Linked DNA regions of Homo sapiens: region 1 is linked to region 2. A link is an interaction called in ENCODE POLR2A ChIA-PET data of the cell type or tissue named here. Cell type or tissue: CD4-positive, alpha-beta T cell. All regions are shown on one strand. Links, peaks and the distances in the headings refer to the core of each region. The heading gives the core; the rest is flanking DNA. Region 1 overlaps MSL3 (MSL complex subunit 3). Region 2 has its middle 67 kb from the start of MSL3.

Region 1 (5,384 bases), core at 202-5,201, 58 kb after region 2:
GGCAAAACTTAGTCTCTACAAAAAAATGCAAAAATTAGCCAGGCCATGGTGGCATGAGCCTGTAGTTCCAGCTACTCAGGAGGCTGAGGTGGGAGGATCGCCTGAGCCCAGGAGGCAGAGGCTGCAGTGAGCTAACATCCTGCCACTGCACTGCAGCCTGGGTGACAGCATGAGAGTGAGACCCTGTGTCAAAAAAAGAAAAAAATGTTCTTTGCCTAGCAAAGCCATTTTCCCTTGTGCAACTCCTACTCACCTTAAAAAAAGAGGAAATCTCACCTCCTAGGAGACGTTCACAGAATATGCTGATAAACTGAGACGTCTTCAGAATCCCTGACAAACTCACCACCTACAGATCACCTAATGGGCCTTAAAAATAGTTTTAAAATGAAAAGTTTTCCCATCTATCAAGTGGAAATCTGGTGGCAAGGCTGATCTCGAGAATTCAAAGTATTTGGTTCAAGTGTCTGGCACAGTGGTGGCCTAGAGCCCATCCCTGAAGGGACGGCTATTGGTATTACTGTTAATGATGGAGGGGAATCAGGGATTTAAAGTAGGAGTCAGCAAACTACAGCCTGCTGGTCACATCCCGCCCAACTACTGCCTGTTTCTATATTGCCCACAAGCTAAGAGTGGATGTTATATTTTTAAATGATTGAAAAACAAAAAAAATTTTCAAACACATGAAAATTAAATGCTAGTCAAATTTCAGTGTCCATAAATCAAGTTTTATTGGAATATAGCACACTCATTTTATTTACATACTATCTGTGGCTACTTTTGGAGTTAAGTAGCCTTGACAGACACCATATGGCCCACAAAGCCGAAAGTATTTACCCTCTGGCCCTCTGTGGAAATTGACATCTGTTCTATAAAGTAAAAATACTGGTATTTCAATAATTGCACTTATTTAAAAGATGATTGTCAGTGTAGGGCTGGAATCCTAACAATTTTCTCACTTTAGAAACCAAAACCCACAGTGTTAAGCATAAAATTACGTACAATTTTGATAATGTTTACAGTAATAGCAGCAACATGATGCTTTAAGAACCTTGACTTCCACCTATAGAATTGAAGTAATCACAAATAAAGGAACCATTGGGAACAAACATCAAACATTCTTTACCTCGTTTATTTCATTAGTTCTTCTCCCTTCAAAGCCAGCAAACACAGCACTCCCTTCCTTGCTAGGAGTCAGAGGAATAGGTGAAGATGATCTGCTATGCACAGGTGTCTCTTCCAAAGAAAAAGATGAAATTATTCACACAGCAACTGAATTAAAGACTGCCTCAAGACTGTTAAAAACTGCAGAACATAAATCTAAACTTGGTTCTCAGAAATTACCAACCTTTAACGATAAGACTTTCCTAACAGATAGCACCTGAATTTTATTTGGTTAAAAAAATAAGGAATAAAGCACTGACATATGCTACAATGTGGATGAACCTTAAAAGACTATGCTTAGTGAATGGAGCCAATCACAAAGGGCCACATACTATGTTTCCATTTATATGAAATACCCAGGGTAGGCAAATCCAGAGAGACCGAAAGCAGCTTAGTGGTTGCCAGGAGCTTGCAGAAGGGGAAGTGGGGAGTGATTGCTACTGGGTATGGGGTTTCTCGTGGGGGGGTGCTGAAAATGTTCTGGAATTGACTGTGCAGATGGTCGCACAACTCTGTGAATACACTAAAAACTACTGGATTGAACTGTATATGTGGATGTGTCAATGAAGCTGTTAAGTGCCACTGAATTATTCACTTTACAATGGTTAATTTTATATGTGAATTTCACATCAATAAATACAAATAAAAAATAAAAAGTACAAAGAGAAACAGAAAAAGATAGCACTTTATTTTGTAGCACCTTTTTAAAAACAGTCTTTTTAAAAATTTTCCCAGCTGACCCTTTTCAATCTTCAATCAACCAATCCTTATTAACCACTTACATACAGATGATTCCATTTATATGAAATGCCCCAAACTGGCAAATCTATAGAGACAAATAGATTAGTGGTTGTCAGGGGACATAGGGAGAAGCAAATGAGTAACTGCTAGTCGATGTGGGGTTTCTTTTTTGGAGTGGTGAAAATGTCTGAAACTGATTTCAGTGATGGTTGCCCAACTCTTTAATTTTGCCCAACTAAAACTATTTTGTTAGTTATCTATCAGACAGGGTGGTCTCTTTGTGTCGCCCAGGCTCGACTGCAGTGGCCCAATGAGAGCTCACTGCAGTCTTAGACTCTGGGCCTCAAGCGATCCGCCAGCTTCAGCCACAGCCACAGCTGCAGCCTCCCAAGTAGCTGGGACTATAGGTGCACATCATCACACCTGGCTAACTTTTTCTTTAAGAGATGGGGTTTCACTATATTGCCCAGGCTGATCTTGAACTCCTGGCCTCAAGTGATCCTCCTGCCCCAGTCTCACAGGCATGAACCACTGTGTCTGGAGACACTAAAAACTTTAAATGTGTGAATTTTAAGGTATGTGGATTATATCTCAATCAAGCTGTTTTAAAAAAGCACCTGATTTTGTTTTAGCACTTGATTATTCAAAGGGCTTCTCTTAAAGGTATGCCTTCTTCAACTCTGCCCTTCTGAGCCTTCCCAATCTTCAAAGAATCAGCAAATACTTTCACGCACCTGGAACTATGCCACCAACACTGAGCTGTGATGGGGTGACACAATCAACAAGTCAGACCTTTCTCTCAGGAGCTTATGGATGTGGCAGGGACAGGATGTACACAAGGAAATGGGCACCTGAACACAGAATGGCACTGGGATGACTTTTGGGAGTTCCAACAGGATGATGCTTAGAAGGACCCCTGAAGGAGTCAGCACAGCAGGCGAGGCTGAGGGAAGAACAGGGCACAGGTCATACACAAGATACACCTACTGGGGCATGGGGATTCGACTCCAAGTAGTTTTACCCTGACGTTAGCTTTGGAGGTGTTTTTGATATTTATGAGGGGTGTCTTAGATTTCACAGCCTGCGAGCAGCTGAGCTCTGTGAAAGGAAGGCCACCAGGCTTCCATCTCTGGAGTTGGGTGCTTGGCGCCTGCTGGCGTAGCTCTGTTTCCACCTCCACACAGTGTGCCGGGGGACAGGCATGCAAGCTGCCTCCCCTGCTGCTGACTTCCTAACTCACTGAGCCCGCGAGGCACCAGGTGACATCGTCGGCCCTGCTGCCATCAACTTTCCATTTCACACATTTTTGGCAGTCAAGGGTGGAAGGATATAAGCACAGAGCACCCTGTATTTGTGAATGAGGTCTTCAATGTAAAGTGAATACTACTACTAAGAGGGCTTAATTAGCATAGGCTAAACAACCAGATTGTAATTAATTTGGGAAAAATGCCTGGTTAGTGTATAATAGCTAATGTTAGTTTCTACAGTAATTGTACCTGATTCATGGCACCTGTTTTAGCAGTTTTTGAAAGTTTAAAATGATTAATTAGCAGTGGTTTACTTCTAAGTTTTATATTACAGCAAATCAACCTGTGTGTATTTTGGAAAAAAAGAAAGTAAACTTTTGTCTAATTTATTTTGCTCATTGAAACATTCCAGCTCAAAATCAAGGTGAGAAGATCTGATGGAGTTTGAGTTGGGCTAAGAGGAGGTGAGAAGAGCTTATGGAAATCTGAGTATTCTTACTTTGATAATTCAGGACAGACCTTTCCAAATTAAACTTTAGAATGGAGAGACTACAGAGACAGAGTACAAAGAAAACAAAAAGCTAAACAACCCATTAGCATTGCTCATTTTGAATGCTTCATTAGGCCTAGCTACACAATACATAGAATTCTGATAACTCAATTTGCTCACAAGTGGTAGAGTGATGGCAAAAAAGAAAGGCTGAGGAAACAGCCCAGTCCTGCCTCCAACACAGCTGCGCTGCAATCTGCGCCAGGTGTTTCAACTTTCTACAGCTCCAGAAAGCAGGCAGCATGACAGCACTTTGGACATGGGAATCACACGCACTGTACACACACACATGTAACCTCAGCACCATGCCTGGCACTGACTAAACACAAAGTACACGCTGGCTCTCCCCGGCCTGGGGCACCCGAGAATGAACCTACTCTTTTCCAGGTGCAGGAAGAGCTTGGGCATGCTGGCGGATGTGTCCTGCTGCCGGCGCTTGGGCTGAGGTGAAGCGCTGCTCTCAGAAAGCCTGTCACAGTTGGCACTGTGGCGCGTGGACCGCCTCAGAGACTGCAATGCTTCTGGCTCAGCTTTGCGCCTTTTGGGGGTGGCTGGTTCACCGGTGGTCGGCTGACTCTCTGTGGACTGTGGCGTGGATGGATTCAACAAAGGCGGACTGGGAGAGAGTTCCTCCTGGCTCCTAGGGAAGATGGAGGATGTCACACATGGCTCAAAGGGCCTTTCCAGAACATGGAGTGCTTCTGAAGACACGAAATGCTCTCTCTACTCCAGGAGGGTCGTAAATATGTACCGAAGTCACTTGGACCCTCTCCATAACTCTGCAAGGCACGCTGGCATTAAAGATTGTGATGCCCCTGTTATATGTGTCTTAGAGCAGTGGGTCTCAAGTGGGAGCAATGTTGCCCTGACAGGGAACAGATGGCAATGTCTGGAGACAATTTTGGTTGCTGCAACTGAGGAAAGAGGTGTTATCCGCATCTAGTGGGTGAAGGCCACTAATTCTGCTAAACATCCTATATTGCACAGGCAGCCCCACAACAAAGAAAGATCTGATTCAAAACATCAATAGGGCCGAGGCTGAGAAACGCTGGTCTAGAGAACAAGAATACCCTACCACCTCGTTGAAACGTAACTACTGGCAGGACTAAGAAAAGCATTGGGGTTGCTGTGTGAAAACACACAACCCACCCCGGAGGAGTCTCAAGGTTTGAAGTAGGCCCTGGGGACTTTGACATAGGTCCCCAGTGAGTCCTGCAGGCCTCTCACCTGGGGTGAAACTGACATGGGGAAAGGGAAAGGAGAGAGAGAAGCTACCAAAGGAAGGATGGCTGAGAGGAGATGGCGGCCAGGCGGAAAGAGAAGCTGGGGAGCTGACAGCCATGAAGCAGAGGGAGAAAGGGAGGGCAGGGCAAGGTGGCCGAGAAAAAGGGCAGCACACTGCAAGTGGGAGGTTATCAGTTCACGTGCAGGCAAAGTTTTGCAGCACAGCAGTAGATGAAGGCAGATAATAAGTGGTTAACAGAGGAGACAGATGAGTGGAAATCATGAGAACAGACCACTCTCTCAGGAAGAGAGGGAAGAGGGAGCGAGCACAATACCTTATAGAGATTAAGGGAAAGACTTTAGGTTGCAGGATCCCCCTCCCTGCCCCCTCAAAAAAGAACAGAGCATGCTCGGTAACTGAGGGAGGAAAAGTGGTGACATCGCAGAGCAAGAAGAGAAGT
Region 2 (5,384 bases), core at 265-5,264:
ACAAATGGTGACTTCCAGGAAGGCAATTTTAATGGGGATAACACAGTTGGCATATGTCTTCTTTACTGTGCTCTATCCCTTCTTCATGTTTGAGAATAAAAATATGATGGCTTGAGTGCAGACAGCCATATTGAGAACAGGAAGATTAGGGTCATACCCAAAAGATGACAAAGCAGAAAGCCAAAGGAGCATTGGTCCCTGTTTATATCATGTTGCCATCAGAACAACCCTGGACTACCCACTCTGGACTTAATAAAGCTATAAATTAAGCCACTCTCTTATAATTTTTTTACTAGCAACTAAGTATAAATTTGATTGATACATTGTTGATACGCTGTCCATGCATCTGTAGCTCTTTTGGCATTTTCATTAAAGTTTTAAAATTTCTACTACCTTGCTCATGGCAAGAATATGGAGAAATGGGAATGAATCCGTCACAGGCACAGCTTTTTGATTCCCTTAAACGCAGGGTAAGCACCAGGGCATTATTCAGGCGCTAAATGGCTATCTTATCCAGTTGTGATTGGAAGTACGAACAGACAAATTCTTCATTAAATATGGACTACTACATATCTTCTTAGAAGTCTTGCTACTTGGTACAAATAAAGATGACATCTATGCAAAACAACCACTGGAACTCCGAATATGCCAGTGATGCTCAAGTCCAGATTCTTTCAGTCCCATGTCCCCAACTACCCTTTGCTATGAAATGACTCGGTTTTCTTATCTACTTCCACCCATTCAAACTAAAGCAAATTACTCATTTGAACTAAACTAAACTAAGTCACCCATTTGAACAGTGCACAGATGCATGAAGATCACATGGCCGTGAGTATTCAATAAGATACACACCCACACTCATCCAGATGACTGGGGAAAAAAGAATTATACCATATATATGATATAATATATGTAATTTATATATGGTATCATTTAGGTATAAAAGGTATAATTTATAAAATGTATATTATATATAATTTACATATATTATATATAAAATACACCTTTTATATATGTTATATACAGAACATATATATTTTATATATATATATATATATATATAATTTCCATCTAAATAAAACACAAAAATTTTAAATTCTTGTGGCAAACTCAGCATGCCCCAGAAATTCACCCTTCTTGCAGGCCCAGTTTGCCACACACTGTCCAAAACAGTTCATGACACCTCCTCCTCATACCTTTCTCTGAGCCTTGTATGTACCTCTCTCACGGTGCTTGCATTTTGTAATACACTTTGTTTTCTAGTCTCATTCCTCTTTGTCTGGGAACCTTTTGAGGTCAGCAACTGCTCTTCTTTATTTCCTTACAGACAGATCTAATTATTTAACACTGGATAAATGTTCTATTAATACTAGTTGATTTGAGTGAAGCTCTAGATAGAATTTATCACACTTCGAAGGAGGCCCATTGGCAAGATAAATCTGAAATTATCTGTACTTGTAATTTGTACAACATGCCAAAAAGAGAAACCTATTAAAAAGTACTCAAGTCTTTAGGAACTTGACTTTGATGACCTATAAAAATGACTAAAGAGAATATGTAGTTCCCCTTGACAGGTATTTATTATTTATGCTTCCTGTCAGAAATCATAGATTTTGTTTATCCTTCCTGTTCAATCAGCATCAAGAGGTGTAATGATTGTTAAAGGTCCCTAATGTCTTTTCGCCCCCTCCTATCCTCCTCCTTTAGGGCAGAGCGAATGAGCTCATTTGCAGAGAGGCTTGCCAGGCTCTGCATATGGTTTGTAATATAAATAGATCACATCTTAGGCATATCAGCAAGACAGAAGATGCTTGCCCTCCCCAAAGTCTGCTGAAATAGAAATTCTCACCTTAAAAAGTAGGCAAGCCACCTCTACTTTCTACTTCTCAGGGACTTTAAGAATGTGTTGTGTGACTATTTCAATCTTTGGCAAACTTAGATGAGTCCTGGACTATCCAAAAATAAAATATGCTAAAACTAAAAACTAAATGGCAGTCCTGTTTAATTTCAGATTTTCACCTATAATTGAACTTTGTGACTACATGCTTATTAAGAGCAATTTAGGTTCATGATCTGGATTATAATCTACTGCATTAGCTTAAACATATATTGATCAGATATTATTTTGTCTTTTATAAATAAAAGCTAATAATCTGGCTTACTTATGGTACACGTCTCTATTAAAAACCAAAAATGAATCCATGAGGTAAAGGTGACAATAAAACAAAATGATCCTGAGCTACACAATAGTCTTAGCTTTTATTTGAAATAGTTTAAGACTCACAAGAACTTGCAAAAATAATACAGAGCTCTGTGTACCCTTCACCCAGCTTTCCTAAATGAGAACATCTTACATAACTGTAGCACATTGTCAAAATGAGGAAATTGACGTTGGTACAATAGTATTAACTCAACTAATAATCTTGTTTGGATTTCACTCCTTTTCTGTGTTCTTTTGGTGGGGGGGTGCGGTATATATAGTTCTATGAAATTTTATTACCTGTTTAAATTTGTGTAACCACCACTATCAGGATACATATTGTTATTATTTTTAAACATTTACAGAAGTCCAACTAAGTATTAAACACTGATAATCACTCCTACATAACCTCATAAGGTAAGTTTATTATCCTCATTTTGAAGTGAGAAGACTTAAAAGGAAAAAAAGCAGACATTTCCCTTTCTTTTGGTATTTTATTATCATGTGACTAAGAGGCATACTTGTTTAATGACATTAATTTCAATATGAGGGATTCAATTTTTTAACCTTTGTGTTGAGCCTTTATCAAGCCATAGCTCTTCAATTTTTAAATGTATAGAGAGAGTTCACACAAGCCGTTCACTATTTTTTTTTTACTACAATTAGGCACGAGATGAGTGAAGAGACCACACACACACACACACACACACACACACACACACACACACACACACAAAGAAGACACATCCTGCAGCTCAGGATGCCAAAAACCACATCTCTCAAGTACTTTTGCTTTTCCTCAAAACCACAGAAACTCTATTTCTGTTCTTGTTTTTCTCCTGCACCCAGACCATAACAGTTTTATCCTTTGAGAGTTATTTCTAAAAATAAAATGAGAAAGAAGAAGAAACATGTAAAGGTATCTATCTTTGGTTTCCCAGTGCTATTTTTAACCACTTTTTTTTTTTTTTAACCATTCTCTACTAGAAAACACCACTCTGTCCATTGCATCACCCTCAGGCTCCATGCATTTAGAGCCTGGTTTACCCCATCCCTTTAACCACCACTGGAAATCCCATCAACAAAATATTGTGGAGCTCACTGTGGCTCAGCCCTGATCTCTGGAGCATTACCTCTTGTCCACACTCCACCTCTGGCTTTCAACAAATGTTAAACCAAGTCTAGTCTAGACATTTGGGACCCAGCATATGAATTTTTCTACTTACTGACTACTCCTTCTTTGTCTCTTTTCCCATTTTCTCCTCCTCTTTCTGATTTCCAAAGTTGGAGTCATGAAGGACCATTCTCAGCCTAAAATAGTGATTGTCAACCAAGGATGACTTTCACCCCAGGGGATGTCTGGCAATGTCTGGAGATATTTTGGGTTGTCACAACTGAGGGGAGTATGCTATTAACATTTAGTGGGTAGAGACTAGGGATGCTTCTCAACATCCCACAATGTACAGGACAATCCCTACAATGAAGAATTACTCCACCCCAAAGGTCAATGGCCAAGGTTATGAAATCCTGCCCTAAAAGATGCCATGATGTACTCAGATTCAGTCTACATGCTAATGGCTCCGATATTTCAATATCTAGTCCTGCTATCTCTCCGAATTCCAGATTTCTATATCCAACTGTCCCCACTTACGTCTATTATGTGCCCCAAACTTAACTTGTTCAAGGCTAAACTCTTGATGTTACCCACACACCTACTCTTTCCCAAGTCTTCCCCATATTGCTGATGGCGCCACCAAATTTGTCACCTTATATTCAGATTGTGATTTTATGGAAATCATTTGGTACAGGCATACTATGATTAAGACGAAAGAATAGTGGAGCTGTTAGGAATCTCATCTGGGAAAGTTTTTAAGACATACCTAAACCTATAAATTTAATTTGATGGTAGAGCCAGAATAAGAACTATGGTCCCATCAGCTTCCCCATATTTGGCTTGGCTCCCTTAGGTAAAATATGTAGCTCAGCTGCTTTCACTTCATTATTTTCATAAGTTGTTAGAAAGGCAGTTTTGTACAGTGCAAGGATGAGCAAACTATTACCTGTGGGTCAAACCTGGGTTGCCGCCCGTTTTTATATGGCTTGTGAACAGAACAATGTTACCATTTTTATGTGATTGAAAAGAAACCCAAGGAACAATAATAATTCATGACATGTGCAAATTATATTCAATTCTGATTTTAGTGTCTGCAAATAAAGCTTTATTGGAATATAGCCACATTCATTTATTTACGAATTGTCTATGGCTGCCTCCGTGCTACAACAGCAGAGTGGAGTAGCTGCAACACACACCGTATGGCTGGCAAAGCTGAAAATATCTACTATCTGGTCTTTTACAGAAAAAGTTTGCTGACCCCAGTAAAGTCACATGAGCTCCAATTTTAGAATTTAAATAGGAAAAGAAAAGAAATATAGATTTCAGTTTTGTCTCAGCTGGCAGTGTGATCTTTGAATATGATCCAATGTCTGTGAGCCTCAGGTTAAATGGGATAATGATACTTTCCTTGAATTGTAAGGAGTGTTAGAAGTAATGCCTGTAAAGTTTTCGAATATAGTAGGAACTCAACAAATATTAGCAATAAATGGTAATAATAATAATAATTATTATTATTATATTATCATAAACTTAGCCCTCAAATGTCCCCTTTGGCATGCTTTGAGAGTTCCTGTGACAAACGCCTTTTTCTAAAATCCAAGCAAATATGTAACTTAAATTGAATGCCTTTAGTCTCTTGCATCCGTTAGTTAGGTGATGACAGAACAGGTTTCTATCACATCATGGGTTGACAGCAAACTGAAGTTAATATCTTTATAATTCACATGTCATCCCACCCAATCATGAATTCCCTCAGTAATTAGTTTCCTGGAAATTGTCTCCTGAGTGATGAAGGTGACAATATCTGAAACTGGAAATAGTCGGGACGTAGCCAGTCTCCTTTTCAACTTTCCTATGCCAAGAACATCAGAAAACAAGTTTAGTTAATAGAAAACTATTAACTAAAGGAAGAACCAGAAATAAATTAGTAAATGGCACATAGAAACAGTCCCAACCAATCAGACCCAACTCTTTTAGATTTTAGATTTCCTAAAGGGCACTGACAGTATCCATAGAAGTAGAGAGTAGCCTTGATTTTTGATTGGCCTCCCCACAAATTTCCAGGCAATA

What was found. Peaks named below come from ENCODE experiments on the same cell type or tissue, not always from the same donor. Only the 100,000 strongest peaks of a DNase experiment are listed, where the experiment ranks them.
Region 1: POLR2A ChIA-PET joins it to region 2 with 5 read pairs; 4 of 35 experiments call an interaction of 5 or more read pairs at or near these places.

The regions. Positions count from the first base shown.
Region 1 is chrX:11,764,422-11,769,805 of GRCh38, reverse strand. MSL3 (MSL complex subunit 3) reads right to left here. Exons shown (of 13, transcript NM_078629.4): 9 at 4,077-4,339; 10 at 1,124-1,233. Among named protein-coding and RNA genes, the nearest start is that of MSL3, 8.9 kb to the right of the region's middle. In CD4-positive, alpha-beta T cell, for the core only: no CTCF peak of the experiment used is centred there; a DNase peak (open chromatin) is centred at 3,115; H3K4me3 peaks cover 2,068 bases; H3K27ac peaks cover 2,650 bases.
Region 2 is chrX:11,822,742-11,828,125 of GRCh38, reverse strand. It overlaps a transcript of FRMPD4 not described here. Among named protein-coding and RNA genes, the nearest start is that of MSL3, 67 kb to the right of the region's middle. In CD4-positive, alpha-beta T cell, for the core only: no CTCF peak of the experiment used is centred there; a DNase peak (open chromatin) is centred at 2,945.